5 separate regions of the Mus musculus genome follow, and regions 1, 2, 3 and 5 are each linked to region 4. A link is a loop called in an ENCODE intact Hi-C map of the cell type or tissue named here. Cell type or tissue: heart. All regions are shown on one strand. Links, peaks and the distances in the headings refer to the core of each region. The heading gives the core; the rest is flanking DNA. Region 1 holds the start of Gm51680 (a long non-coding RNA gene). Region 2 has its middle 8.8 kb from the start of Gm34105. Region 3 holds the start of Gm51681 (a long non-coding RNA gene). Region 4 overlaps Gm39349 (a long non-coding RNA gene). Region 5 overlaps B930092H01Rik (RIKEN cDNA B930092H01 gene).

Region 1 (4,779 bases), core at 508-4,507, 320 kb before region 4:
GATGAGAAAGGAGAGGCAGATTAGTGGAGAAGGTTTTCTTCATGGCAAGCAGACAGTAGCCTTTCCCAAGATGGTCTTACTAGGAAGAGGAGGAGGGAGGAGGGAGGAGGAGGAGGGAGGAGGGAGGAGGGAGGAGGGACTCATTTCCAACTCAGTGTCCTCATCTCCTTGAAGTTTCACCCAGTAGGATATTGCCCTTTGGACTAACTAGACAAACTAGAGATGAGACAGAGTCAGGTTGGGGTTGTGCCGTGGGGGAAGGATTCGGAGCCCCCCTGACCAGCTCAGCAGGAAGAAGAGAAGACAGAAGGACAACTGTCTGACCAGAGATGGTGGCCAAGCAGAATTCTATAGCTGGCTTGAAGGGGACATGGAGACTACACAAAGGGATGCCTTGCAAGTGCGGGGTTGGGAGGGAAGAGGAAGTGGGTGGTTTTCAGAGCCACTTAGGGCTGACCCCGGCCAGGTATTGGGTCCTTTCTGGAGCAGCAGAGGCCTGGTGAAAAGAGGGCCAAAGACTGAGAGCTGTAGAAGCCAAAAGCTGTTCATTTGCTATGCAGCCATAGCCTGGTCACTCTGCCCCTCTGAGTGGGATTTATAGATCTATAAACTCACACCCCCATTCCTGAGACTACCCAAGTCACCAACCGACCCTTCAGAGTACCCTTGCCATAGAATGAGGTGACTGTCCTTACAGTGTGTTTTATTAGGAGGCCCCTGACTCAGGGCTATTGGAATCCTGTCCCTCTTGTTCACAGTTTACTGAGCAACCAAGACCTGACTCTACCTACCTCTGTTTTTTTTTTTTTAAACAAAAAACCAAAAACCACCAAGGCCAGTTCTTTTCTATTGAGGTAAGCCATTCTCCAACAGTCTTTGGCTGTTAAGGCCCCCACAAGAATGGCCACCAAATTAACTGCATCGATTGGTTAGTACAGGCTTCCCAACCCGACAGCTCCTAGCATCCCACCTTACTGTCCTTAGGGCCTTGCTCTTATTGTTCCCCCTGCCCACTAAATTCTACCATCCCTCAGATCTCTTAGGCCATCAATCCCTCCTTATAAGCATTACCACAATTTAACAAGATGACCAGTTTGTCCAATTCATCTTCAGTCATCCACCTCCCAAGCTTAAATGCTATCTCTGGTTATGCTAGTGGGTGAGACAGAGACCGCATAAGCTTTAATCATTCCCCAAAGCACATTCACAGAGTGCCAAGGCATGGGATAAGGTCAGTATTAGGGAGATGAGCATTGGTATCAGACAGAGCAGGGACCCAGCCCCAAGACCAAGCCGTCCCCTCACAGAGCTATCCAATCCTGCAACAAGCCCACCTATGCTAGCATTTGGGTCCCCATCATACAGACAGCAGTCACCAGCTCTTAGTTACCCTTTCCATGAGCCCTGGCCTGGATCTGAGGACTCCCTGTACAGAACCTTGTTTGAGTCCAGTATCTAGAGCATAGATTCTCAGAGGGACAATATGCCCGGGTCTCACATAACACCCCCATACCCCATTCTCTGGCTGCCTGTGGGAACAGACCTACTTGAGGGGAATGGTATATGGTTTCGCTTTTATGCTTTTATAGTTTTCAAACAAGAATACAAAAAATGAGGAAAATTGAAACCACCCAGGGAAACAGCAGGGGTTCATTTGTCAGCAGCCTGATGCGTTTACTGGGCATTAGCATGAAGGGCCTGTCCTATTTATTTTTTTAAGGCACTGCCTTATGAATCCATTGGGTAGCTTGGTGGCAAGATGCAACCCATTATCAAGAAAATAGCTGAACAGTGCCCTGTCATCCTTGCCCGGTCAGCCTGCCACTCACGACTTCTGAAATCACTTGTTTTCTGGCCAGCGTGAGCCAACTGGAGCTGTGGTTCTTCGCGTTGCTCTCCAAGACCCAATGCCAAGTGCATTTGAGATACTTCAACAATCGCCTGGGCATGGCTGTGTGCCGCCGATGCGTGTTTGCTGTAATTACACAGCCTCCGAAGGAGGAGCACAAAAGACTTGTTGATTTTGGATGGACTCAGGCCCCTAAGAGATGAGAACTGACCTGGGCTCCTGGCATAGAGTTGTGGGCAGGCAGGCAGGCCCGCTGCCCTGGTGAGGACGTGACCAGCTGGAGCAAACCTTGAACCTGGGCCATGTCCGCCAGAACTTGCCCGGTTGCCCAGCTCTCTTGGCTCTCCTGCCAGCTGACTGAAGAGCCGGTTTGCTTTTGGAGAATAACCGGAGAGAACGCGGAACTGGATCCTATAAAAAGCAGCTCCCTCCTTCCTCCAGCCAACTAGTCCCTGAATGATAATCATCTCCGAAATTGGCCAACCTCCCTCCTTCCAGACCCCCCCCCCCCCGCGCGCGCTCCTCCTCCCCTTCCGTCCCCTCCCTCTCAAATGGCTAAACAGGCTCATTGTCACTCTAGTCTTTGTAGGGTTCCCGAAAGGACTTTCCTGGTGACTAGGAGCTTCCGCCCATCTGAACTTCACTTCCTGTTTGCCTCAGACCTGCGATAGTGGGCTGCTACAATGTGCTAGAGAGTGAGGCAGCTGGGTGGGGGGTGGGCGTGGGTGGCAGGGACCAGTGGGACTGGGCGTGGTCACAGTTCAGGTCCTGTGAGGTGGACAAATTAATTCTCCTTGAGGGATTCTCTTTCTATTGCCATTTTGAGATTTGAGGGACATTGTTTGCAGGCAGGGTCACACACGTACTCTGTCTTTCTAGGGAAGGCTGTTTGCTGCTCAGAGCTGACTATTTGATGGAATGAGGTGTCAATCCCACAGCCCCACCCACCCAGCCTTTCCAGCCCTAACACCTCCCAGAGAGCCCGAGGCCCTGGCACCTACTTTTATGGATAGCACAGAACACAAATTGAAAACCATGAGCTATGATCTTGAAGAGCTCTGCCAGCCTTAGGTTAGGAGAAGACTCCAAGCCTGCCGAGATACAAATGCTGAGGCTGTCGCTGACAATCTCAGCGGACCTGACTCCTGCCCAGAGATGGAGGATAAATCCAGCGAAAGAAGGTAAGATGGAGGCCCACGGTACCAACAACAAGAATGATTTTACTCGCGCTGAAGTTTCTTGAGCACCTGGCAGGCCGCCACGAATGTACTTAGGCGGAAAATCACCAGGAAAAAATGATATAATCTGACAGATTTTTCACAGGCTTAAATATTCATGAATTAAAGGAATTGGCAGAATTTTCTACATTATTAGCTTTCATCATGGCTGCAGGAGCAGTTGGTACGCTGGCTGCTCTTCAAGATCCATTAATCTCGTCCATCACGAGAGCAGCCATTTTAAAATTAGCCGTGTTTCCCTGAGTGATGGTGTCGGGGGAGATGAGGAGACTGGAAGGCCATTCCAGTAGCCCCTTCCCGTGTGAGAATCAGCCGGGGAAACAGCTCCTCATTGGGAAGCGTCAGCATCGCCCCAGAGCACAGGGCTGAGAAAGCCCAGGCATGGACTGGGGCTCTCAGGCCTTTGAAGCTTTCCCGAGGGCAGAAGCATCTGTCCCTGACCTTGACCCTGAGCCCTAGGCTGAGGACACACAGCGGCTAACTGGCTCTCTAGGAAACAGAGACCAAGAGACCCAGATAGGGATTCTGGGTGAGAAAGGCCATTATGACCAACAGCACAGTACCTCTACCAGATGACACTCCGGGTTCAGGACTCAGGACAGGCAGGCCATGATGCTCACTGTCTGTGGAGTGAAATGAGTGCTTTGGGCAGGATCCGTGCTGGACACACACCCTCTCATTGTACCTCTCATTGTAACAGACAGACTGTAACACTCACACATGCAGGCAAGCACACACACACACGCACACGCACGCACGCGCACACACACTATTCAGGGAAGAGGTCACGGGTTACGTCAGCTGTTCCTGATCCCACAGCAATGAGGATCAGGCCAGAACTCTCATCCAGTCATTGTATCCCCAGAGATAGTGTGTTAATCATCAGCCATGGCCCCAGGAAGGGGCGTTCGTATAAACATATCCAGAATATCCCAGGAAAAGGCTTCTTTCAAAGCAGGAGGCAGTGACAGGCTACATGATCCTTATGGAAACTTAAGGGCTGTCTTCACCCTTCCCTCCCTCCTATCAACACCATGTCCCCACCTCCCTCCTTCTCCCTCTTCCTTCCTCCCCACTCTTCCTTCCTTCTCCCTCCTTCCTCCTCCAGTTCTCTCTCCCCATCCCTCCCTCCCTCTTTCCTTTCACCCCTTCTTTGTTTTAAGATACAGCTTTTATAACTTCTCATATATGGTGATCAGAAGACAGGATGACTGCCATGGACAAACTCCTTAGACACTCCTAATTTCCAGAGCAGAGGCATGCTAACCACACCATGCCTTGCCACCTAGGACCATATGCAGAAGCACCAGGCCAGACAGGAGGCAGGGGGAATGAGGCGGATATGGGCAAGAGCTTTTCTCTGGGACGGGGGTGGGGACAGATGGACTGTGGAAAGGGTTAGGAGAGCAGCCCTGGATTGAGAGGTTAGGGTAATTTCAGTAGACTCTTAGAAGGCTGATCCCCTAGGTGTGCTCTGCTCTGGTACCTGGCCCTGGGACTGGATGAGGGATAATGGCCCTGAGCATGACAACCTAACCTAGGCCTAGTGACCACAGCTTCAGAGGCAGGAAAATAAAGACATGGAGAAGCCAGGCGTGGTGGCGCACGCCTTTAATCCCAGCACTCAGGAGGCAGAGGCAGGCAGATTTCTGAGTTTGAGGCCAGCCTGGTCTACAAAGTGAGTTCCAGGAC
Region 2 (4,779 bases), core at 478-4,477, 130 kb before region 4:
CATCAGGAATAGGGAGGCTTGAATGAGCAAGGAAATCTGGATAGTAGAAAAAGACACCCCAAGAGACATGCAAGCCATCTTGGAGAAGTTGTTTGAGTTATTTGGTCTTCCAGTAGAGCCTCACAATTCCTGAAATGGATTTAAGATTATATCCTTGGATTTCTACAGGATCCTTGAACCTCCTTCTCTACCTAGGTTGCCTGAATTGGGTCTCTGTTTCTTGGCATCAAATGATCACTAGCTGGGGGCTAGTGAAATCAATTGCTCAGTGTTTAAGAGCAGAGACTAGCCTTGCAGAGGATCTAAGTGCAGGTTCTAGCACCCTTGTCAAGCTACTCCCAACTGCCTATAACTGCAACTCCAGGGACATGTGATACCTCCAACCATGTTGGGCACATATACTAACAGGCCTATATGTCCCCCCCACACACAAAATTAAAAACTATAAAAATGAATCTATCTTTTAAAAAGACCTCCAACGGAATCCCATCTTACAGACTGGCTCTCTAAGCTCAGAAGCTTGGAGAGATTGGAGTAGGGTCCCTCTCCCTCTCCTGTCTCTTGGTTTAAGAACTAGCACGACAGAAATGTCATCAACACTTGTTGGTCACAATTGTCGGTTGTTTGATTGAATGATTGATGTCCCAGAAGCTTAATGAAAACAACAGCTCTTGTAACAGGGTGTGGTTTCCAAGATGGTGGTGACAGGAACTTCTACCTCGTGCGTTTTTTCTGCCAGGTGATCTTGCCGCTTCCCACCAAGGAACGGAATCTAACTTGTCTCCCCTTGAATGGGAGCTAGCCTCCGTCACTAGTTTATAACCAATAGAAATGACCCTGCCTGGTGTCCATGGTCCCAGGGAACTTCAGGAGCCCAACCTTAGACTCTTGAACCCTAGATTTGTGGAATTCTCTCTTTTGTCCTCCCTCCCTCAGATCCCAGTCCCTATGCTGCTAGAAACTCACATGCATGGAGATGCATTTCGGATACACTAATCAACTGGTCAGTTGTACATAGACTTTGAGATATCGCAACCTAACCACCAAACAGATCAAGAAGCCTCTGGGTGGCTCCAGCTACCAACAGTTTAATCTCTACCTTATCTTGCACCAAGTATGGAAATCTTTAAGGCTGGGGCTCCAGGCATAGTGTGTGATAAAGACAAAACATTGCCATTGGCTCTATCAAAATTCCTGATCCCACGGATTTATGGCTGTAGTCATCCAGTTTCGTTTACATCGCTGCATTGTTTTAGGGTGATTGGTTATTATGATGTTTTGGTTGTCAACCTGACTGCATTTAGAATCAACTAAAAGTTCAAGTGGCTGAGCGCTCCTGGGAGAGGTTTTCTTAATCGGATTATTTAAAGCAGGAAGATTCATCCCTAAATCTTGGTCTCACTTTCTGCTGGCAGCCCACATAAAAGAACATGGAAGAAAGAAACTTTGTTTGCCTGCTTGCCCTCACTCTAGCTGGCAAGACCATCTGTCCTGTTGCTGCTCCGAGGTATTCCTTCACTGATGTCAGAATTCCAGAGTAGACTGAAGACCAAAAGGTCTCCAGGAATCCACCAGAAAGCCAGTGCCAGCTTAGGACTGCTGAGGCAGCCAGCCTCATGGACTGAACAGCTACTATATTCTTGGCCTTTCCATCATGAAACACCTATTATTGGACTACTCAGACCTCGGCCTACAATCTACTCTAATAAACCACACATGCATTCATTCTGTTTCTCTAGAGATCCCTGACTAATACAGTTACACAACAACAGATAGATAGCTCAAGTAATATCCGAAATGGACATCTTTGCTCTGGAACCTCGGCTTCCCCACCCACCGTGCAGGGTTACTTACAGCCTGCTTCTAAATCCGACAGACATTCCTCCAACCGAAGCTGGTAAACAAAGCCAGAGCTTTCCTGGCACCAAGGCCATCCATAAAAAGAAGGCCCTTGATTTACACCCAAGGGAGCTGTGTTCCTTAAAAACTGTAGAAAGAAACTTCCTGATACATGAAGAACTACATCTGGGTTTTGGGTTAAACACACACACACACACACACACACACACACACACACACACACACACACACGGCTTCCTGTGTAGACAATGCAGGCTCAGTTTTCTGGAAAATAGTTCTGCAGTTAGGAGCAGTCCAGTGGAGAAAGTCCAGGCTCTGGGGAGGACTCTGAGCACAGAGCGTCCTGGAGGAGAAAGTCAGGCTGGGGACCACCATGCATGCCAGCCCCCCCCCCCCCCCCCCCGCTTTCAGGCTTTCCACGGGCAGAACTGGAGACCAGCAGGGAGTCCTCTGTGCCACCTGCAAGCAAGCTGCATGCTCCTGCCTTACGTGCTGTTTGGAAGCTGTAAAGGTCTCACCAAACACACACAGCTGTTAGCCCTGAATCTGAACTCTGATGAATAGACTTGGGAAGAGATGGTCAGGTGACATCCTGAGGAAGCAGGTATCCCCTGCATCCTGCCCAGCTGAGGTAGTGACCCACACAGAGCTCCTTAGCCATCACGCCCCTTGAGAGCTTGCACATACAGAGTGTCGAGCCTCTCCTCACAGACAGTCTCATTATTCCTCAATGGTTCGTGTGAACCACAGCACAGAAGATCTGAAGGAGACCCAGGAACCCAGGGGCTGGCTGCCTTTATTTCTTGGTCAGGAGCCTTTGTGCTGGTCTCCTGGTCATTCTCTTCGCAGTTACAGAACACTTCTGGGTTGTAGGTAAGTAACACGCAATGGGATCAGTAGAGCCAACAGGCCTTGTGCTGCACCCATGTTTTGTGGTTTTGTGCTAGGTTTCATGTCTCAAGGGGCTGGGCCCCTCCACTCGATGTGCCTCTCGGCACAGGGTAACTCAAATGGAGCCTTGACAGGGGCCTCGTTTTCCCCAAGGCTCCAGAAATCTGTGTGACACTAGAAAGAGAAGTTACTGGCAGCTGCCTTTTAATGGTGATATTCCTGAGATCATTCAACACAGAGCAAGTGTTAACTGTGAACTGAACTACTATCCGCCCCACTGCTACTGCCTCTGACTCACTCACATGATGCTCAATAGCAGACAGTCGTGACTTGGGTACCAAAGGACCATGCAGACCAGCATCAAGCCTCCGCTGTACCCACTGCCCTTTCCCAGGCTCAGCAACACCCCAAGCCTTACCCCCACATCGGAAGGCCATGACCTTCTCTTTCAGGTGTGCCCCACAACCCACAGGAAAGAAGAAGCCCTCAGGGCTGAGGTGTGATTAAATTCACCGCAGTGAGAAAGTGATACCGTGAGCTGATTCATACCAGTAAATATGTGATTTACATTTAATTCCAAGTAACCTTTCTGGGCTCACCGAGGTGTGAAGGAATCTGATGGGACCAGCTCTGTGGAGGAGGAGGCGGCCATTCATATTCATTAAGACCTCCACATTAGCCAGCTGAAGGGTGACAGCCCTGCCCGCCCTCCTCCTCCCGCCTGCCAGGGTCACAGCTCTGGGCAAGCCAACAGTCCCCATGCCTGACTGGCACTTGGAAAGGAGTGCAGGGTAGCAGTGAGGGCTGGAAGCCCAGAAAGCAAGGGAATAAAGGTACCCGCCATCCCAGGAACAGCATGCCGCAGACAGCAACTACTCCATATAGCTGTCTTCACAGATCATGGGTGATGAAGGACAGGAGTGTGGACTGGAGTGGTGGCAACTCTCAGAGGCCCTTCCATCTCCTTTGTGTATATTTATACAGCGATGGGAAGCTATCTCTGGTCCCTATAGCCTGGGATGCATATGGAATGGCCAGGGAAGTTAGACTGAGGTCTCAGGGCAGGGCAGGATGATATTCTGGGCCTCTTAAGTTATTGGCTCATTACGAGCCAGCAGGTGCCCATGACCCACTGACCTGGAGACATCAAAGAAGTGGGCTAAGGTAGAAAGCATCGAGTTTCTCCTGTGCATGGTGCCCCAGCTTCATTTCTGCTGATGTGATAAGATACCCTGGAAAAGATAAACACAGGGTTTCCAATCCAGGGTACCGTCCTTTACTGTGGGGGCAATCACAGTGGTAGGAGCATGGGGCAGCTGCTCAGATCATATCCACAGTCAAGAACGGAGAAATAATGAATGTATACATGCTTAGTACCGTGCCTTCTCTACTTATATAGTCCCAGGCCCAGACCTAGGGACTCTACCCATCTTCAGCATGAGTCTTCCCACATTAGTTAAGGCAGTCAAGACAATCTCCCAAAGACATACTCAGGGCAGCCTTATCTGCCCTCATTGAGACTCTCTTCCCATCAGACACCTGCAGCCAGGATACCTACAGCCCCTCATGATGGGGCTATCTCTGTTGCTAAGCAGCGGTGTCAGAGCTGACGGAGGCTGCATGCTGTCCAGGAGCCTGGATCTGTAGAATGAGAATGTTCCTATACAATCCATATTCCAGCCTCAGGAAGGCAGATGGGAAGCACTGCACCTCTCAGATCTGTGTATAGATGAGGCTCTGTGGCCACCCCGGTCATGCGGTGGGCAGTGTCATGGCCTTGACTGAACCACATCTGACTGACTCCAGAACCTTCCCCCAACCATCCTACTCTCAGAGTCTCCTTCATTCATTTGGCCAGTCATTGGTTCATTCAAAGCAAGTCCACAGAGAGTAGAAGCTACTTCACCTGTAGATTACCCCAAATAAAAGATTTGGCTCTAAGGGGAAGTGAGACAGGGCAGGAGCTGGATGCCTTACAAGGCCAAGAAGAGGGTGTTGCAGGAAGATGGGAGCTAGTATAAATGTTGG
Region 3 (4,779 bases), core at 235-4,234, 65 kb before region 4:
CACTGTCCAGCACTGTAACTTCGGAAGCAGGACCTGTGGGTTCAGAGTCCCAACCCCCTACCCAACAAGCTATGCTCACATCCCTGGAGCTTCAATGTTTCAGAGGCCTCCTTGGTCATGTGGGGACCAGGCCTTGCCTGCCTAAACACAGTACATCAATCAGTGCCCCAGATGACCTATTCTACACCCAAAATACAAATTTAAAACTGGGGATCCCCTGAGTTTCCCCCATCCTTAACCCCTTGAGGGAGACTCTCTTCGTTTGCTCCCTGCTGCCCCAGACTCAGGGATCTTGCCCATGTTCCTACCTCTGCCAATCACCCTGTTCCCCTTAACCATGTCACATACAGCTCAAACTTGGCAGGGAAAGAGAGCAACTAGGAAGGATTACATTTATGTAATGATGTGTCATAGGAAATTAAAAGATAATGAGAATCAGAAGTCCTGGGAGACTTTGATCCCTTTCCTGGCCTCTCTAAGAAAAGCCTTGGGTTCTCTCCACAGCTGCACCAATGACACCGGAGATTGTTCCAGACCCACAAAGACCTGTCATCGGCTTACAAGTAGAAAAGGCTCTAGGCTCCCCTTTCCCTGAGCGTGGTGTGTGTGTGGAGGTGGTGGGAGGAGCTTAAGTGGGTTTGACTACAGGTCTCCTTCCTTAATTTCAGATCTGTAGCTTGTTCAGTGAACTGTCTCCAAGGGCTCCCGGGGTGTTAATTGGGTATGGTGTTTGCCCCCTAATCATGGAACATCCCCAGAACTGATCAGCTAGCTCTGTGATCAGGGCATAGGCTCCTCCCTCTGTGGCTCTCGGGAAGCCTGACTCTCACAGCCAGCCTCTGACAGGCACCACACAGGAAAACTGTCCTGGCCCTGTGACCTAGGAAGCAGGCTCTGTGAATTCAGTGTCCCACCTCACAAGCCCACAAGTTCATGTGCCGATGAGATGAGGCCTCACATGCCTGAACATGGATACGAGCATGACCCGTTCTACATCCAAATTAAAAAATTACAGACTATGAGTCTCTGACCAAATTTTCTGCAGATTCTACTTACACATGAAGGTTCTGCTTTGATTAGCCAATGAGGAGGTAGCTATGTGACCCCATGTGTCTGAAGGACCACTTTGTCCTGTCTACTCAGAACTCGGTAGAGCATCCTCAACAGAGAACGTGAAAAGCACCCTACGGTAGAAGGTGCTAGAAGGTAAGGCACCCTGTATGAATTGGAAGGCTCAGGAGACTTGTTTGGCCAGCACCCCAACCAGAGCCCAGAGTGGTATCTTGTTACATCTCTGAGCCAGACTCAGGCATCCCGGAATGTGGGCAGTGTGAGCAGTAGGTTCCTTGTTGCTACTTGTCTCTGCTGAGATGGCCACAGGGTTAGCTGCTTCTCCAATTGCACAAGACTAGGGCAGGTGGCCCGGAGCTCCTGGGGCCAGCCTTACCTTCAGGATCATTCCTCCCTTTGCCCACAGCCTGAGGCCAGGTCAGAAGGTGACTCCAGCTCCTCCCTGGAGAGTAATTGGGTGAGTGCTGGTCTTCCTGGAGGGCTCATAGCAAGCATCAGCTGATAAAGAGGGGGAGAATGGCTAGGTTGCAAGGTGGGGCCATTCTGCTTTGCTTTCCTGGTGGGTACAGGGAAAGGTGTGGAGCAAGCACCTTGACTTGTGTGCAGGGAATCATAGCATGTGCCTGGCTCTGCGCTAAGAGTTTTCCTATACCACCTTGCTTTGATCCTCACATAGCAGAGAACAAAGATGAAGACTAAGGAGATGATAGCACCGTTTGTCTCAAGTTAGACTGCATGCTTGTCTTTTTACAAATCCAGGGCTCTGATCTTAAATTGAACACCCTGCCTGTCCATGGGGCTGTCTAGCTAGTCTCAACTCCTCAAGAGCAGGCACTGAGCTCACCTCTACTCTGTCAAACGAGGAGCCACCAAACCTACCCTGGCCAATTCAAAGAGCCTGGCTAATTCTGGGGCATCCTGAAGCCATGGGACCTGGCTAGGATCACCTTCCTGCCTTACATCCCTCAGCAATGATAGCATCCAGCTGGACCAGTGAGTCAGTCCCTTCATTCTCCTGTATCTGGGAGGGTAGGCCTCTCCTGCTGTCGGTTTGGCTCCATCAGCCTGCGTGGGGGTTGCCCTGGCAGCCAGGCTGCCATCAGCCAGGCCCTGGGGCTTGGCAGTCTTCCTAAACTCTCACACCGGGTTTGTCCTTTTCCTTAACCCACCAGCCTCTTCTCTGGGATCAGAGAACCACTTCTAGATTCCTCTGGCCACTTCAACCATGTCCTGGACCAGGCTGTGGTGGCTTCTGGTACATCGAGTGCATGGCCTCTGTCCTGGCCTCCGCAGAAGTCTCCCAGAGCACACAGCCAGGCACAGAGCCTACTTCCCAGAGCACACAGCCAGGCTCAAAGGCCAACCTGCTGTTTTAGAGCCAGCCTGAAACATATGAGGAGAAGGGATTGGGCCCAACCGAGCAGCAGAGAGGGAAGTGGATCTTGGCTGGACCTTCAGGTGGGATGTGTGGGAGGGTAATCTACAGTTGGACTGGACTGTGCAGGTAGGTGCAGGACCATCTGCTGAGTGCCAAGGCAAACATCACCCCACATGCTAGGGTGGCCTTCACCTTAGAGGGAGAAGATGGAGTAGCAGCCTGTGTTCCGGCAAGGTGGCCAACTTTCAGGTCCTGTTGCTCATCTACAAGATGGACTTAATAAAGCCAGACTTGTTCTATGCAGTCTCTGCAGCCATTTCCACAGAGGGCTTGGCCAAAGGCCTGCGTGCCAGCATGCTGCCAACAGAGACATTTCTTTACACCCCGTGTGTTGCCCAACAAGACCTGAGCCATCTTCTGTTGGTTCCTTTCCATGTTCTTCATCCTTGGATGAGGAAGAACCTAGAGGCGTTTTGCACAAGGCATGCCTTGCCCTGAAGTGGAGCACCTCACAGAGCACAAAGCAAGCATTGTGGCCTCCTATAGACCCGCCCCTCCACACACTTGATCCTGTGAAAAGCCTGTGATCCCAAATGGGAATTGCAGTCTTGCTGATATCACGTCAGGACTTCAGTAGTTCTCTCTGGGAATCAAGGATGCACTAGCCACTGAGGGTGGCACTTGGGCCACCCTCAAAGTCCCTACCCAAAAAGGTCCATGGGAGAAAGAGAAAGGGATAAGAAAATGGCCTCTAGCTCAGACAGATGGCCAAAAGGCTGTGTGTGCTGCATCGTTTACCTGTGGTATCTTTTTTTTTGGGGGGGGGGGTGGTTCGAGACAGGGTTTCTCTGTGTAGCCCTGACTGTCCTGGAACTCTGTAGACCAGGCTGGCCACGAACTCAGAAATTCACCTGCCTCTGCCTCCCAAGTGCTGGGATTAAAGGTGTGTGCCACCATGCCTGGCTACCTGTGATACCTTATTTGTGGGAGTTATCAGTGCTACTCACTCTTGGGGCTCAAAAGGATGAGCAGAAGTTTTCAGGAGAGACAGGATCTGGAGGCCCTAGGCTCTAGCAGGAAGAATATACCTGGGCTGGCCTGGGCTGGCCTGGGGCAATGTCTCTAGGGAACGCAGGTGTTCTGAAGAGCCTAGAGGCACAGGTGTGTGAGGCCCACATGGAACCCTGAGACACGGTCAAGAGACATGCGGGCACCCTATGGCCCACATCTCTGCCTTCAAGGAACTGGTTGGATGAGACAAGACTCACCCCTAACATATTTAAAGAGCACTTTTACCTGAAGTTCTCCAATTGTGGGCGTGACATGAAGTCTGATTTCACTCTCCTCCTTGGGTGGTGCTACGGGCTCTTCTGCAAATGAAAGATATGCACATAATTTCACATTCCATATCCAAAGGCAAGGTCACCCCCCTTCACCTCCCCTACATGCGGCCTATCCCCATTGAAGAATCTTTTTTTTTTTTAAGTTTATTTATTTCCTTTTGTGAAGAAGGCTTGCCTGGATGCTGTGGAGCATGTGTACTGAGACCTGTGGTGACAATGAGAGTCCTTCCCCTATGTTTCAGCATTTGAAACTCTGGGTCCCCAGTTAGTGAAGCTGTTTGGAAAGGCTTCTGAGGCATGGCCTCGCTGGAGAAAATGCATCACTGAATTGAAGAATTCACATTCTCATCTCGAGTTTGGTTCCTGCCCTTCTGCTTCGGGCTCAAGGTTAAAGCTGTGCTTGCTCAGGGTCCTGCTCCAGCCTCCTAGCCTGCCACTGATTGCCACATTTCCCTACCATGGTGGACTCTTACCCCTGGAAGAGTAAGACAAAATAAACTCTCGCATAAGTTGCTTCTGGTCCTGGTGTTGTTTTATTGCAACAGCAACATACAGGCAACTAAATTCATGATCAAGAACAACGTACCAAGCTGGTGGTTTTCTCCTTCCACCATGTGGGGCCTAGGGATCAAACTCCTCCTCCTCCCCACCCCCATCTCCATCCCCGTCCCCCTCATCAGCAGCAGCAGCAGCAGCAACAGCAGCATTGCCCCTACCTGCTGAGTCATCTTGAAGCCCTAAAGAACCTCTTTTTTTCTTTCACTTTGTTTTTCAAGACAAGGATTTTCTGTGTAGTCACTGTCCTGGAATTCACTCTGTAGATTGGTCTGGCCTCCAGTCAGAAATGCATCTACCTCTGCCTCTCGAGTGCTGAAATTAAAGACTAGTGAACCCTTGTTGTGGGGCCAACTCCTATATTTTGCCAATGAGGACTTGAGATACAAAGAATACGGTTTTGGGGCTGCTGAGATGGCTTAGTGATTAAGA
Region 4 (4,779 bases), core at 557-4,556:
AGGTATACTGTCAAAAAGCACCACACTGGAAAATGGTCTTCAGGCCTCAGGGCTAGACCTATGCAGGGGGCTGTCTTTGTCTTTAATAGCGTGACCAAGTCATGAGGTCTCTCTTACCCAACCTTCCCTGGAGACAAAAATCGCCTGGCCTGGTGTGTGGGCGGGGTCATCGGGCCTGGTGTGTGGGCGGGGTCATCGGGCCTGGTGTGGGGGCAGGTGGGAAAGCAAGTCTTTTTAAAGATGTATGTGATCTCTCTCTCCTTCCTGGAATAGCATTTTACATTATTCATCACTATACCACAGCTGAGCAGACCTGGCAGACAGATAACACAGAGGGTGAACTCAGCCACCACGGAAAGAGCAGGACGGCAGACACTCTGGGCCTGAGGTAGCATCTCCTCCAGTGTTTGTTTTCAAGTCATTAAATACTTAACAGAGAGGGAGAGCCAGTGTTCCAAACCACTGCCGAGGAAGCGTCCATCAGAAGTGAAGAGAGAGCCAGACTGAAATTGTAGCGTTCCTTTCTGAGGGCAAGATCATGTCCACTGAAAGATAACTTTGAGGACTCTGCCTGACAGGAAGCCATGCAGACGAGGCATGCACTTAGATTCCAGACGCTTGGCAACCTGGCCCTCAGCTAGGTATCACTCTTCTTGTCTTTCATGTAAGGAGCCCAGTGTGGGGTTGGCAAGATGGCTCAGCAGGTAAAGGTGCTTGCTGCTGCCAAAGCTATTAAACCTAAGTTCAATTCCTGGAACCTACATGGTACATGGAGAAAACTGACTCCCAGAGGTTGTACTCTGACCTACACACACACACACACACACACACACACACACACACACACACATTCTCTCTGAATGATGATGAAGATGATACCCAGTGAGTGTTCTCAGACCCCCTGAAGCACTTGCTCCTGAAGGCTAGGATTAGATTCCAAAAGGTGAAGGCATTATGGAAGAAGTGCCCCTGACTGCCCACCACTCCACACCTTGCTGACGGATCACCTTTCCGTTCGCTCCTTTCATAACGTTCCCTGGCAGAGACCCAGTTCTCACTGGTGTGGTGGCAGTGGGCCCTGGGCCAGACAGTGGATTGCATGCTCACTGACTACTTCCTCTCTTCTGAGCCCTACTTCACTTACGTCATGATCACCACAGTCCCCAGGTGACACCTGCATCTTCAGGAGCCTCACTACTGAAGAACATGAAGGCCGGGAACAGCCTGAGCCACCTGTCCACGTTACCTGAATAACAAGTGCTGGAGCTACCTGTGAGCACAGCCAGCTGGATTCCAGGGCCTTCAGGCTTGGCCTCAGGGAGGACCGCTGGGCCTTATTCCAAGTACAGATGGCGCTTCAGCCATCTTGGGCTCCTGGACCCCACTCTAAAGACGAGAGGGGGGAAACCTGGTGTCAGCTTTTTCTGGTTCCTGATTCTGGTGTTCCTGAAGCTAGACTTAACTGCCCCTTCAAAATGCAACAGAGGCCAGATTTGGGCCAGGTCTTCTGCAGAGTCACTTTGGCACTTAATTGCTTATTATTTAATTGCTTTATTGGGTAGTAAAAAATAAAGTGATCTACTGCAAAGTTATTAGCAAATTCCCGTTTTAAGGGAATAATTACTGAATTCTCCCTGTCTGGGTTGAGTAATTCCCTCCAAGATGCTCAGGGACACTAAACATCTTCGCCAGGGCTGCTCACAGCTCTGTAATATGCAAATAAAGTAACTCTGTAATTACCAATAAAATGCTTACTGAAGTGACAAATTTTACTCAGCAGTGAATTGAGTGTGGGGGGGTGGCGTCATTTGTTTTTAAGGCTCCTTTAACCTTGTTAGCTGGCACTTGTCTTCGAGCTGTTTCATGGTCATTTAAAAAGACAAGGAAGCCCACGGAGGGGGGGGACGGGGTGGGGGGGAGCATAGATAGGGAAAGGCCCTCCTGGGAGCCCTCTCTTCCCACCAGCCCTGCCCTGCCTTGTCCTGTGGGGCCACTGTGGATGCACAGGGCAGGCTAGCCAAAAGGTTTCTGTGTGGACCAAGCACAAGTTTCAGGGCTGATCCTTCCAGATGGACCAAAAGAGACCCATGCCTTGCATCTTTGAGGCAACAACACTGAGCCCAGTTGCTTGGCCCCCCTCACCTTTCAGTAGAAGTGTTTAATCAATGCTACCTCATTCCCAGAGCTATTCAGATCCTCCCAAGGCTTGGGTTTGGTTTTGGGGTTTGGTTGCTATGATAAATACCCTGATGAAGGCAACTTACTGGAGAGAAGACTGACTAAGCTCAATCATGTGGAGGTTGAGGGTCCCAGCAGTCAGAGCTCGAGGCACCTCATGACGTTGTATTCACAGTCAAGAAGCAGTTATGGGATGCTTACATTCCACTCCATCTCTCTTTTTATTCAGTCCAGGGGCCATCCAGCCCATGATATACGGTGTGGCCTACATTCAGGGTGGAACCTCCCATCTCAGTTCACCCACATAAGGAAAAACCCTTACAGTCATGCCCAAAGGCCTTTCTGGTCTACACAATCTCTCACTGAGACTCCCTTTCCAGGTAATTCCAAATCTTGTCATGGCAACGATCAACACTAACCATGCTTTGGTCAGCATGGGCTGGATAAAACAAGTCCAGACCTCTGTGGTAAGTCATCAAATTGGATTTCTTGCTCACTAGTATTCTATGTGTATCCTAGGTCGGGAGGCACTTGGCGAAAGTTGGGGAAAACAGCCACCTCTTCAAGCACTGCTGGCCTGTCACCATGCAGGAAGAAACAGGAAGCACTCGTCACCCTAGAATGATGGCCACTTCCTCTCACACATCATTGTCTGGAACTGTTCCCATGGCTCCACCTAAGCACATTGGGTCAAGAAGTGAAATTCCACCCAGTGCCCAGAAGGAGAAGCAGGAGTGTAGTGCAGTTGCTACCACAGCATGGGCTTTAAAAGGAGAATGAAAACCCGCAAGACAGCTCAGTGGGTGAAAGAGCTTGGCGGGGCCAGCCCGGTGACATCTGTTCAAGCTCTGGAACTCAAAAAAGGCGGAAGGAGAGAACCAACCCCAAAAAGTTGTTTTCTGTCCTCCACACACTGTCCCTACACACACACACACACACACACACACACACCTTTAAAGCTGAGTAGGAATGAAATCCTTTGCTGGGGCGTGGTGAGGGGACTGGGAATGTGCACATTCAGCAAGTTCCGCACAGCACATGGTACTGGATGCTCAATGCATGCCTAGTGACAAACATCCAGGTAGCTCCAAATGCTCTCTCTGCCCCCTTTTTCTCTTTTCCTTCCACACTTACTCTCTGGGTCCCTACTGATTGTGGTGAGAAGAGAAAGCCTTCATAGAATGGATGATGATCGGACCCAGTATATGAGAAGAGGTGACTCGAAAGGAGGGAAGGTGTGGACAAAGGCTGGGAAGACCATGTGCATAGTCAGCAATGCAGGGACAAATGTCACAGCAGAAGGTCACTCACGGATACTACCTACCTTCAGTAGAGGGCTATCCTCAGCACAAGAGAGAAAGAGCTGCATTCTGAAGTCAGTGCGCCAATCAGGAAGATTCCTTGATATGCCTGCCCATAACCCTGAACTGCGAAAATTTTCCTTGGGAAATGAGTCAGAGTTGGGTGAACAGAAACTTAGTTCTGAGCACTGGGAGATGGCTTGGTGGATAAGAGTGTCTAATGTTCACACATGAGATCCTAAGTTCAAATCCCCAGGACCTATGTGGAAGCCAAGTGACCCTCTTGTAACTCTAGCACTGAGGAGAGTGGAAACCAGGGATTCCCAACTAGCACAACCCTCAACTGGGAGCTCCAGCCTCAGTGAGACCCTGTCTCAAGGGGACAAGGCAGACAATAGCAGGTCAGAGCACCTGATGCCCTCTGCCGCTAACTAATTCATGTGAACAGTCATGTGCCACCACTACCCTCAGCCTTAAGACAAAGGTGAGAGAGACAGAAACTTTTATGTGAGACCTAGCTCTCTGCTGAGGCCTACACCTCCTGACTGAAGTCCCGAGTCCCCTCCAAAGTCCTAGGACATTCTCCCCAAAGCACAGAGCCTAACCTTCTCTTTCCCTTCTGTTGCCAGAGGCTGCATTTCTGGGTGACCACATTTGCCCCCGGGATAAGTCTTTTCCCTTCTATTTGCATTAGTAACTGCTCAAAGTCCCACGAGGCCCTGGAGCCCAGCCAGCCACATCCTCTCACACTGGACCAATTGTTTGTGGCAAATGCCTTGCTTTTGAACTCTGGACCTCTGAGAGGAAACAGTTTCAATAGGAATAACTCGGAACTCTCCCAGGCCCTGCCATCTGGGCGTCTGGAATGGAGCTTCCAGGATATATGGCTCTTTTGAAGGAAGCCCATTCAATGGATGATTGTACTCTCATTTAATATGCCTGGGAGTGGTCTTGTATACTGGCCAGTGGAGGGTTTTTTTTTTTTTTTTTCATTCAACACTTACTGATCTCTTACTGTGACTGAGATACTGAGATGGATATGGGGGGGAAAGCAGGGACCTTATTTCCTTACTATTTACTTATTTACTTGGTCGGTAGGTCATTTCACAAGCACCCACGCTGGTCATGAACTCACTAGGTAGTCAAGGATAAACCAGAACTTCTTTCCTCCTGTCTGCACGTCTGGAGTGCTGGGATTACAGATGTGTGCCCCACATTTTATTTAATTCCTGCTTTTGGTGGGTTTGGACAAAGAGCATGAAGTATTAAATTCTATTTCATGGGGTCATGGGGCTGAAGA
Region 5 (4,779 bases), core at 457-4,456, 71 kb before region 4:
TGGGTGGGTATGTGGATAGGTAAGAGAGCAGATGGATGGAACGATGGGTGGATAGATGAGTGGATGAATGGGTAGGTGGATGGATGGATGGGTGGGTGCATGGATGGGTAGATGAATGGGTGGATAGATAGATGGGTGAGTAGATGGGTGGACGAATGGGTAGGTATGTGGATGAGTGGAAGGATGGTGGATGGATGGATGGATGGATAAGTGGATGGATAAGTGGATGGATAGTGGATGGGTGGATGAATGGAAGGATAGGTAGATGGGTGGGTGGATGAGTGGGTAAGTGGGTGGGATTAATGGGTGTATGGATGAACGGAAGGGTGGATGGATGGATTGGATGGATGGATGGATGGATGGTGAGTGGAAGGATGAATGGAAGGATGGGTGGATGGATGGGTGGATAGATGGGTGGGTAGATGAATGGATGTATAGTGGATGAGTGGATGGGTGGATAGATAGATGGGTGAATAGATGGATAGATGAGTGGGCAGGTGGCTGGGATTAATGGGTGTGTGGATGAATGGAAGGATAAGTGGGTGGGTGGATGCGTGCATGCATAGTGGATGGGTGGATTAATGGAATGATAGGTGGAGAGATGGATGCATGGACAGTTATACAAATGTATAAAGAACTGGTTAAACAAGAGAGAAGAAATGAGTAGAGAGGGGATTGTGAATAGATGTAGGTGAGGAGAAACAGCTGAATGCCTTCAGCCCTGCCCTGCAGTGCAGAAACTCTAATCACATGAGGATATGGGTGAGTGAGGCCTGGCTGCTGGATTTCACAGGCCTCTACGAGAGTGGCATAAGGTCACCAGATTTCTATTTTGGCTGCTTAAGAACATTGCCATCACAACCTTTGTCTGTTTAAAAACACAAAACAAAATGTGACAGAATAAAGGCTAGCTCTTCCCAAATACAGGCCATTAATCCTAGTTCCCATGTGTGTAGTATTGGGCTTTTTTTTTCCATTGCTACAATATACCTGGGGTGGGGGAGGGGAGTAATATACACAGAGAAGAAGTATACTTAGGAAGTACAACCAGCATGATGAGGGTTCTGTCCCGGGCTTCCCTGGCTATATCATCATGGCAAAGGGTGTCATGGCGAGAGTGCATGCAAGACAGAGAGCCTGAGTGGCAAATCAGAAAGCTAAGGAGTGGAGTGGGTGGTCCTGTTCTTTTTCTAAGAATGTCCTCTCTAGAGAACTAACTCCATGAGGATGCCATTAGACCCTTTCCAGGACCTAATAACCTAATAAATTACCTCTGGAGGCCCCGCTTCTTGAAGGTTCCATCACCTTCCAACATTACTACTCTGAGGAACAAACTTCCGTAAGCGGAATCATTGGACCACTCAAAACCTTGTGGGTAGAGACATATTTGAAATGTGTGTTGCCTTTATATTAAGAATCCATAGATTTGGCGGGGCAGTGGTGAGGCACACCTTTAATCCCAGCACTTGGGAGGTAGAGGCAGGTGGATTTCTGAGTTCAAGGCCAACGTGGTCTACAGAGTGAGTTCCAGGACAGCCAGAGCTACACAGAGAAACCCTGTCTTGAAGAACAAAAAAAAGAAGAAGAAGAAGAAAAAAAAAACTGTTGAAAAAAAGAATCCATAGACTTGAGGACAGTAGTTTAAAATAGCATGAGAAATACATACATAAAACAAAACCTAGTTCTATTAAGTAAAGAAGAACAATATATCACATAAAATGTCAGTGAGTGAAGCATGGGTGTTTAGGTATAGTGAAGACCAGAGGAAGTGATGCTCACAGGACTGCCTACCGCAGAGCTGTCCATCAGCATACAAGAAGTCGTCCAGGCTGCCCTTAAACTCACTTATATCACAGCCTGAACTCCAACTTGAGATCCTCTAGCACCTAGCCTCTGCTTCCCAAGTGCTAGAATTATAGGCACGAGCCATCATGCCTAGTCTTATTCACTTGAAGAGATCGGTCTGTGTCCAGGACAACATTATTTAACTAATCAGAGCACACACGGGCAGCCTCTTTGCCTCATGGATCAACAACCGCAGGCGCAGGCAGCAGAGCTGGGGTGGGAAGTGCAAAAGAACACTCTCCTAGTCAGCCTCTGATTCACACTGGGGTGAGAAGGGCATCGAGAAAGTGCCACCAGATCCCTCCTACTGGTGAATGATGTCTCTGCAGTCTATCTCCAGAAAAGCTGTAATTCAAGGCCCGGAACAACCTGTGATTTACATGCTGGGTTGGTGTAAAAGATATTGTGCAGAGCCTTCTGAGTGTGCTCTGTGTGTTTGTATAAATCTCGCTACTCAAAATATCTCCCACAGTTGACTGACAGCCCGTGTAATTTAGCAGAAGGCTAAAAATTAAAATCCTCAAGCCTGCTGAGGGAGCGTAAGAATGCAGTAACACTGAGCGCCGCCCCTCGCCCGGGCCCAAGCTCGGCAGATGCCAGGGCTGTTCATTTTGGAGACGAAACAAAATATTTGTATTTAGATTTATTAAAGTCATTATTCCGCCATTTGTTCCAATGTGCTTTATTAAAACCGGATCTCGTGTCTGTTTTGAAAGTATTACCTGATTTACATAAGCCAGTCCCAGCCCTAATTACGGCTTCCTTTGGTGTCTTTTCATTCCGAGGGAGGCTCACGCTCCCCCTCCTGGCTTTTTTTTTTTTTTTTTTTTTTTTTTTTTTTTTGTCGCCTGCCTTCATGGCCCATATGTCTGCCTTGAGATAGCAAGAATCCGAGCCTATAAATAGATGGCTGAGAACAGCTCCGCTGCCAGTTATCTGTCCACACATCAACATTACCATAATTGCAACAGGCAATGTGTAATCTTTCTAATCACACGTTCCAGACGGAAAACTGGATCGAGTTTCATAAATTGTATAATTTGAGGCTTTCCTGAGCTAACCGCTGGGCAGGCGGGCTGCTGTGGGTCATCCAGGACTTGGAAGTGCCACCCCTCTAAACCTGGTCAGGCTGTCCCAAGGTGGCATGGTGACACACACCTGAGGCAGTCACTTGGGCGCTGAGAAAAGTAGTGCCACCCTCTCTGAGTCACAGTCCCACCCCCCTCCCAGCCAGGCAGTTTCACTTTTCTCTTTCATTCCTTTGGGGGAAACACTGTAAGTGTTTTCAGGATACAGATGAAGACACCAAGAGAGGTGAGACTCGTCTTCAGGGGTGCACCAGCCAGTCGCAGAGACTTAAACACAGATCCCAGACTCAGTACCTCCCCCCCCCCCCATGCCCTGAGCTACAGATTATATCTGCAGCCTGGCGCCAGGGAGGTCCCAGTGAATTCCGTATTTTCGTCCTTTCAATGGCTTTCATAAATCTCATTCTTACTTAATTTTGAAGCCCAAACAGACCTGCTTCTCCAACAAGCCACTGCGCTATCTTGAGTCACAGGGCTTGCAAAGTGGAGCTCTGGGATTCCAGGCTGGGCTGAGTCCAAGGCCTGTGTTCGGGCCTTCAGGACCTGCACTGTCAGGGTCTTCTCTCCTGGGGATCCCTCTCCTCTTTGTTTGCTTTGCCAGCCTCTCAGAAGGATGCTAATTGGGTCCTGTCAGCAGGCAGCAGGCAGAGCCCAGGGAAAGGTGATGAGGGAGGAGGGACAGCCTTCTGCCAGGCTCCCAGACCACTGCTCAGCTTTCCCAGGGCCTGGTGGGGACTCCAGGAAATTGCCTCTGAGTGTCCTACTTCCCTAGAGAGCTGCTGCGGGAGAGCTCCCTTTGTTTTGCATTGCGCGAAACCTCCGGCAATGCTATTCATACTGCAGGTCCCTGGAGTGGCTGATGACACCCTGATATATAGACTGGTCCCCAAGGACCCAGCGTGCTCTCTGGCACTGTGCTCTCCAGCCGCGCCTAGTAATTGGCCAGCCTTGCAAAGTTCCAGCTGTCTATTAACTGCTTTAAATTGAACACTAATCAGATGATGGTGCGGTTACCAGCAAGGTCCCTCAGGCTTCCCTCAGAAGGAACCATCTAATCTATATCCCTTAATTTTTCCAGATTGAGGAAACTGACAGTCAGAGAGGAAGGGAATGGACGACCTACTGTGGTCGTAACCAATCCTAGGTCGTTTTCCATGGTCTGTTGATCTGTGTGTGTGTGTGTGTGTGTGTGTGTGTGTGTGTGTGTGTGCACATGCCCGTGTACCACTGTGAGGTTCTTGACTGGCAACAGATTCTAGAGTCACTCTGGAGACACACCTCTGGACATGTCAGTGAAGAAGGAGTGTTTAGACTGAGTTAATTGAAGGAGGAAGACCCCACGCTAGGTTGGGCAGCACCATCCCATGGGTTGCTGTGCCTGCCTGCCTGATGGAAAGCAGGCTGGGCATCAGCATTCACCCCTTCTCCTTCCTGACCATGGATGCCATCTGACTGGCTAGCTCAAGGCTCTCCTGCCATGACCTCCCCATCATGATGGACTCTACCCCAAAACTGTAACTCAAAATAAACCCCTCCACCTTACAGTTGTTTTTATTTGGTCTTTCCTGTTCTCTCTCTCTCTCTCTCTCTCTCCCTCCCCCCCTCCCTCTCCCTCTCCTTCTCTCTCTCTCTCCCTGCAGCAAAGAGAGAGGTACCAATATGCACTCTGGGAGCTTCTTGGTGTGATGTATGATATAAACTCTACCTGCTTTCTAGATAAGAGACTGGAGACCAGGACTTCTCTCCTTAGACCTGTCCCCAACACATCATAAAGTAATCCACCTGGCTGCTTTCTGGGCCTTGTTTTTGTTGTTGGCGGTGAGACGAGAACAATTAAGAAAACATC

Evidence for each region. A loop is a pair of places that touch in the nucleus more often than their neighbours do. Peaks named below come from ENCODE experiments on the same cell type or tissue, not always from the same donor. Only the 100,000 strongest peaks of a DNase experiment are listed, where the experiment ranks them.
Region 1: a loop joins it to region 4, with 2.3 times the contacts of the local background. A loop is called at or near these places in 4 of 42 quality-filtered maps.
Region 2: it touches region 4 in a loop (6-fold over the local background); 4 of 42 quality-filtered maps call a loop at or near these places.
Region 3: it touches region 4 in a loop (2.0-fold over the local background); 4 of 42 quality-filtered maps call a loop at or near these places.
Region 5: a loop joins it to region 4, with 1.9 times the contacts of the local background. A loop is called at or near these places in 3 of 42 quality-filtered maps.

The regions. Positions count from the first base shown.
Region 1 is chr9:61,029,817-61,034,595 of GRCm38, forward strand. Gm51680 (a long non-coding RNA gene) reads right to left here and starts at 3,849. Exons shown (of 3, transcript XR_003948176.1): 1 at 3,651-3,849. Gm33699 (a long non-coding RNA gene) reads left to right here and starts at 2,415. Exons shown (of 6, transcript XR_003948174.1): 1 at 2,415-3,030. In heart, for the core only: no CTCF peak of the experiment used is centred there; DNase peaks (open chromatin) are centred at 2,125, 2,455 and 4,002; H3K27me3 peaks cover 1,219 bases.
Region 2 is chr9:61,213,126-61,217,904 of GRCm38, forward strand. No RefSeq gene overlaps it. Among named protein-coding and RNA genes, the nearest start is that of Gm34105, 8.8 kb to the left of the region's middle. In heart, for the core only: no CTCF peak of the experiment used is centred there; a DNase peak (open chromatin) is centred at 2,036; H3K27ac peaks cover 202 bases; H3K27me3 peaks cover 3,351 bases.
Region 3 is chr9:61,282,194-61,286,972 of GRCm38, forward strand. It overlaps B930092H01Rik (RIKEN cDNA B930092H01 gene), which reads right to left. Exons shown (of 5, transcript NR_045334.1): 3 at 3,746-3,819. It overlaps Gm51681 (a long non-coding RNA gene), which reads left to right and starts at 1,336. Exons shown (of 3, transcript XR_003948178.1): 1 at 1,336-1,528; 2 at 1,831-2,064; 3 at 2,244-3,256. In heart, for the core only: no CTCF peak of the experiment used is centred there; DNase peaks (open chromatin) are centred at 2,198 and 2,268; H3K27ac peaks cover 294 bases; H3K27me3 peaks cover 4,000 bases.
Region 4 is chr9:61,347,046-61,351,824 of GRCm38, forward strand. It overlaps Gm39349 (a long non-coding RNA gene), which reads left to right. Exons shown (of 5, transcript XR_870815.2): 4 at 274-388; 5 at 1,130-1,683. Among named protein-coding and RNA genes, the nearest start is that of Gm39349, 10 kb to the left of the region's middle. In heart, for the core only: a CTCF peak has its summit at 2,887; DNase peaks (open chromatin) are centred at 2,816 and 4,256; H3K27ac peaks cover 586 bases; H3K27me3 peaks cover 3,916 bases.
Region 5 is chr9:61,275,658-61,280,436 of GRCm38, forward strand. All of the region lies in intron 3 of B930092H01Rik (RIKEN cDNA B930092H01 gene), which reads right to left. Among named protein-coding and RNA genes, the nearest start is that of Gm51681, 5.5 kb to the right of the region's middle. In heart, for the core only: a CTCF peak has its summit at 2,155; DNase peaks (open chromatin) are centred at 2,100 and 3,574; H3K4me3 peaks cover 1,274 bases; H3K27me3 peaks cover 2,344 bases.